Regions from separate parts of the Homo sapiens genome. Here region 1 is linked to region 2. Evidence: chromatin contacts called from ENCODE Hi-C or POLR2A ChIA-PET data. All regions are on one chromosome and are shown on one strand. The core of a region is the stretch at or near the end of the contact, and the rest is flanking DNA. Distances in the headings are between cores, read along the strand shown. Region 1 has its middle 83 kb from the start of CNKSR3. Region 2 holds the start of CNKSR3 (CNKSR family member 3).

The links. A loop is a pair of places that touch in the nucleus more often than their neighbours do. ChIA-PET counts read pairs that join two places held with the same protein, here RNA polymerase II (POLR2A). Pooled maps may share reads with other maps.
Region 1: a map of heart right ventricle shows a loop between it and region 2 (6-fold over the local background). The contact joins the enhancer-like site here to the promoter of CNKSR3 in region 2. A Hi-C loop is called at or near these places in 17 of 168 maps with a recorded cell type or tissue (Caco-2, K562, Right ventricle myocardium inferior and 8 more), 24 of 37 single-sample maps with no recorded cell type and 24 of 50 pooled maps. POLR2A ChIA-PET finds 5 or more read pairs at or near these places in 5 of 52 experiments (HEK293T, RWPE1, activated CD4-positive, alpha-beta T cell and 2 more).

Annotation. Positions count from the first base shown.
Region 1 is chr6:154,592,024-154,594,723 of GRCh38, forward strand. No RefSeq gene overlaps it. Among named protein-coding and RNA genes, the nearest start is that of CNKSR3, 83 kb to the left of the region's middle. Within about 2 kb of position 1,373, at least 6 of the 41 ENCODE cell types and tissues checked have a DNase peak (open chromatin) inside an H3K27ac peak, as active enhancers do; they include heart right ventricle, where a contact is called at or near this core.
Region 2 is chr6:154,509,138-154,512,051 of GRCh38, forward strand. It overlaps CNKSR3 (CNKSR family member 3), which reads right to left and starts at 1,548. Exons shown (of 13, transcript NM_173515.4): 1 at 926-1,548. The coding sequence starts at 977. LOC101928868 (a long non-coding RNA gene) reads left to right here and starts at 1,654. Exons shown (of 2, transcript XR_001744422.2): 1 at 1,654-1,825.

The DNA of each region.
Region 1 (2,700 bases), core at 123-2,622, 83 kb after region 2:
ATGGCAAAACCCTATCTCTACTAAAAATACAAAAAACTGGCCAGGAGTGGTGGCACGTGCCTGTAGTCCCAGCTACTTGGGAGGCTGAGGTGGGAGGATGGCTTGAGACTGGGAGGTGGAGCTTGCAGTGAGCTGAGATCACACCACTGCACTCCACCCAGGGTGATAGAGCCAGACCCTGTCTCAAAAAAAAAATTAATTTGCTTTTAGTCCAATGGTGACAAACATTGATTCATCCACTCATGAATGTATATGGTAGTTATAAAATAATATAGCGCAAAGTTCTAGCTACATAGATATTAAGGAGGCAAAGAGAAGGAATCCTAACTCAGCCTGGGGAGGAGTAAGAGAGGGAGTTTGGGAGGGCTTCCTGGAAGCAGTGACCACTGAGAGTTAAAACCAGAGAAGGAGTGAGGTCAAAGGAAGAACATTCTCTACAGAGAAGATAGCAATTAAAAGGAACTGGAGATCTAAAATAACTCTTCTTAATGTCTTTACTGACTTCTATGTGGGGCGTTGGGGGAAGAGCACTAGAAGAGGTTGAATATATCTAGAACATACACTATGACTGAAGCGAGTTTGAGAGACAGGGCTAGAGAGATAAGCAGGAATAAAATCAGGGAGAGCCTTGAGCACCACCGCATTAGGAAAAGGCTGCCGTATTAGGAAAGGCTGTTCAATATGACGTAATAAAACCTAATTATCGTAGGTTCATGAGAGCTTATCCAAGAAAGGTCCTGTCACTGTCGTAGCCAGGCAGGATATTAAAGATATTTCCGTATTGAAGACCTTTCCCTAATTCGCATCTCTGTGACACTGTCACCTACTCTTTCTTTTCCCATTCTAGCTCTTAGGCCTGGTGGCAATTCTGTAAGAGTGCCAAAAAGGAAGTACAAGCTTTAAAAAATAATTATACCATTTTTAAAACAACAAAACAAAACAAGTCACCAAAAGAAGTCTGCTTAAATTTTGCTTTCTGGGCTGCAAAGATCATGACCACTAGGAAGCTGAATTGAAGAAAAGCCCTACTTGTTTTGGCCAATGTTTTCCTCAAATAGAAGAGTCTGAATGTGTTGCCGTGTCCAGAGATTTGCTGGTATGTGGTTCAGATGCTTCTCCAGTCGAAGCTTTATGTGAAATTTTAAAAGGTGTAGGGCTCACCAAAGCCCCATAGGGAGCTATCAATCTATGTCATGGGGCGGACTCTGAATCCTTGTGAGTAATCCCCGCCTGCCTTCCCTCCCCCAGCTCTCTCCCCAGCACCATGTAAGGTAAGTTCAGCCAGCAAACTCAGATCTGGCTCTCTTTACCCTTGAGAACCTTGCTTATGCCTCTAACACACACGCAGACGGTGAACTGGGCACATTGCTTTCTACTTTTATGAAGGTCACAGACTCTTACTGCTAGAGTAACCAGATCTCCTGCCTCACCAGGCGCAGTCCCAGGCGGTGTCTGTGCTGTCAATATAAATCCCAATTTCTAACCACCTTCAGCAGGAGTTCTACCTCTGCTTGCAAGCCTTTCTCCCATTTATTCCACAGAGAAGCTTATACGATGGAACTCCCGTGAATTCCAGTAAAACCTAAGAATTTGAGAAACACCCTAGAGATTATGGTTGAGAGTTTAGCCTACAATTTATGTGTTCGAGGAACCTTCAGATAAATTATATAATTACATTTAATAAATCCTTGTTGCACTCGTCTGAAAAATAAATAGGTAATTTTTTAAAGCATAAGGAAGGCCCATCTCCCACCCCAAGCAAAGGTAATCAAGGAACTCGGAAAACCTAGGGCAAAGAGTTGAGTGAAAGCAGATCTGGGAAGAAGCCATGTGAAGCACCACTCATGAGAAAATGGTGTTTGGGGCCTGGCGCGGGGACTCACGCCTATAATCCCAACACTTTGGGAGGCTGAGGCAGGGGTAGGGGATCACCTGAGGTCAGGAGTTCGAGACCAGCCTCGACAACATGGTGAAACCCTGTCTGCACTAAAAATACAAAAATTAGCCGGGTGTGATGGCATGTTCCTGTAATCCCAGCTACTCAGGAGGCTGAGGCAAGAGAATCGCTGGAACCTGGGAGGCAGAGGCTGAGTGATAGATCAGATTTGCATTTGAAACCAGTTCCGGCCGTTTGCAGTGGCTCCTGTAATCCCAGCACTTTGGGAGGCTGAGGTAGGTGGATGGATCACCTGATGTCAGGAGTTCAAGAGCAGCCAGGCCAACAGGGTGAAACCAGCTCAATAAATGAGCTGGGCGTGGTGGCATGCACCTGTAGTCCCAGCTACTCGGGAGGCTGAGGCAGGAGAATCGCTTGAACCTGGGAGGTGGAGGTTGAAGTGAGTCCAGATAGAGCCACTGAAATCCAGCTTGGCAACAGAGCAAGACTCTGTCTCAAAAAAAAAAAAAAAAAATTAGCTGGGCATGATACTGCACATCTGTAGTCCCAGCTACTTGGGAAGTTGAGGCAGGAGAATTGCTTGAACCCAGGAGGCGGAGGTTGCGGTGAGCAGAGATCATGCCACTGCACTCCAGCCTGAATGACAGAGCGAGACTTCATCAAAAAAGATTTAAAAAAATGGCGTTTGGCCATGGTGTCAGTCATCAGATCTGGCTCCTACCCATAAGCTGAGTGGACAGCATGTTACTAATAGTGATTTCCCCATCCTCTCTGGCCATTCGGAAAAGCATGTTCAGCAGTTT
Region 2 (2,914 bases), core at 298-2,797:
GGGGGAAACCATGAAAATACAGATTGTTCTTGGTGGACTTTGTTCTCTTGAAAGTACAGAAAAGGGTTGAGTAAACTCTAGTACCTTTCCCTCGAAATCGTAGGAGACATTGAAAAGTAAGCGAGCCAGCTAGGAGGACAAGCTTCTACCTCTGCTCATTCCCCCCACCACCCCCCCACCGCCCCAGCCCCACTGCCTTCCTCATCCCAAATATTGTATGAATCAAGACAGTGGTTCCAAACAATTATATTTCTCCTTCCCAGTGCTTACATGTGGCCTGAAAATGCAGCGCCACCGGGGATACTGGCGCCTCCCGGAGCAAAAGTCACTGCCTCCCGGGGAGTCCTGGCTCGAGGTTTCTCCCTGGCGCAAATGCTATGGTGTTGGCTTTTGCGCGGCCCTCTCGCCTTCTCCAACAAAAACAGACAGGCTCGGCGGACCCGCCGGAGTCTCCCTCTACCTGTCCGACAGCCCTGTCACGCCTGCGGACGGCTCTGGGCAGGCGGCATGGACGAGGTCCCGCGGGAGTCACCCACACAAAGGCACCTTGTGCCTCTGCACTCGGGCCCCCGGGTCGCCGGGCACCGCACCGGGGCCAGGCAGGGAGAGCGCCCCCCGGCCCGAGTGCCGAGTCCCGAGATCGGCATCCCCAGCCCTCAACCGCCACAGAAAGGCCACCCCTACTCCCTGGTTTAAAGATAGGGCTCCCCTCGGCTTGCCACAATCCGCACCCTGGAAAGGAAGAGCTCGGAGCAGGTACGAGAGATAGGAGCGCACAGGCCACTCGGCAGAAGTTTGCATTGTCACCGGGCTGTGCCCTCACCGCTTCTCGCCGGGAGGAAGGGCCAAGTACCCTCTTCCCCAGCTCCTCGTCCGCCCCATCCCCGAGGCTGGAGGACTCCGGACCCCCCCAAGGCCCGCGCACCTCTAGTCCAGTCCACCACTTGTTTGGGGCTCCACTTGGTCACGGGTTCCATGGTAAACCGCTTCGCCTCTCGCTGGGCTGGAGAGTCGCAGATAAAGTGCTGCTGCCTGCGCTCCGGTGCCCCTTCCCGGGAGGGCGCGCCCGCGGCTGCTCCCCTGCGCCCGAGCGACTCCGTCAAGACTGCATGGCCGCGGTCAGCCAGTCGTCCCAGCGCGGCTCCGCCAGGGGAGCCCGGCCCTCTCCCTCCAGCTGCCACAGTCCAGCTGCAGCTCCTCCTTCCCCCGCCGCCGCCGGGATCCCGGGCACAGCTGCTGCTCCCGAGCGACGGCAGCTGCAGGCACGCCGGGCTGCGACCCCAGACCCCTGGCCTCGGCTCGGCACGGGAGCCTCCCGGCCCGCGACCACTTCCTCGGATCTCTCGAGGCGCGATCGGCTCTCCCTCGGCCGGTCTTCTCGCCTGCTGGCTCTCCGGGGTCCCCGCTCCGCGTGCGCTGGCGTCCCGGAGCCTTCCCGGCGCAGGTCCCACCTCCTGCGCCGCCCTCCCGTGCCGCCCTGGCAGGGCCGAGCGCAGAGCGTGCGCGCTCGGGTTGCAAAGTTTCAGCTCCGGTTGCTGCAAACCGAATAAAAGAGAGGGCGGGGCCGAGGGTCTAGGGAAACTCGTGGGAGGGGGCGGGTCCGCCCGAAGCGGCGGACTCGGGTTACTTTCCCTCTCTAAGCCGGTCCGGCTCACACCCGCAGCGTCCCGGGCCCCGCTTTCCTTTTCAAGGGGCGGGTTGTAGATCGCGCGCGCACCCTGGAGAGCCCGCTGGTTTGTGTGAGGCCCTGGCCCTGTGGGTAGCAGAACACTCTGTCTCGCTGTGAGCAACAATACACTAAAAAAAAAAGAAAAGAAAAAAAAAAGTAAGATCTGCATGTTCTGTTCATTTTAAATGCTTTATATCGTAATACTACTCTGCCATTAAGCCGTCATTTTAGGTTTCTTAAAGTAGAACAATTTTTTTTTTTAGATGGAGCCTCGCTCTGTCGCCCAGGCTGGAGTGCAGTGGCGCGATCTCAGCTCACTGCAGCCTCTGCCTCCCAGGTTCCAGCGATTCTCCCGCCTCAGCCTCCGGAGTAGCTGGGATTACAGGCGTCTGCCACTACGCCCGGCTAATTTTTGTATTTTTAGTAGAGACAGGGTTTCACCATGTTGGCCAGACTGGTCTCGAAATCCTGAACTCAGGTGATCCGCCAGCCTCGGCCTCCCGAAGTGCTAGGATTACAGGCCTGAGCCACCGCGCCAGGCCAGAACAATTTTATTTCATTTATATGTTGACTGAAATCGTAACAATGTAACTCTTTTAATGCTATTGCTATGAAATTTCAACTTTGCGACTAAAATTAGATTGATGGCTTTTAGCGTTATATTTTGCTATATTATAATTTCATATTTACAGAGTGAGCTAATGCTCCTTGGGATTAGTCATTAACCGTGAGAGGAAAGCTGTTAGCCAAGAAAAAAAAAATAGCTCGTGCACAATTTCAGCGCCTGGCAGGGGAGGGCCCTTCCACATTCATGGACTGCAACTGGGGCCAGAGTTAATGCTAAACTGGGGGAAAATCTAATTTGAATGCCTGCCTCTCCTTCAAGTTCTCCCTGCATCCTAACCGCCCCCCCAACCCCTGCCACCCTCGCCACCACCCCTCCCCTCACCCCCCAACACCCCCCCCAACCCCCCACCCCCGCCCCGCCCCGCCCAGCAACCTCTTCCTCCCACTCTTTTTGGCACTGAATGATTCTTACTTTCAATTACGGTTATTTATTTACATCTTCCTCTTGGAGACTATTAACCCCTTGAGGGCAGAACCTACTTGATCTCATATAGAGTTTTCTCTCCTCCCTTTCTTCCTACCACCTAACTTGTAGCACCCAGCACGGGACCAAAGGCAAGGTTGGTATTTATTCATTCAGTAAATATCCGGGAATGCTTCCTATGTGCCAGCCACTGT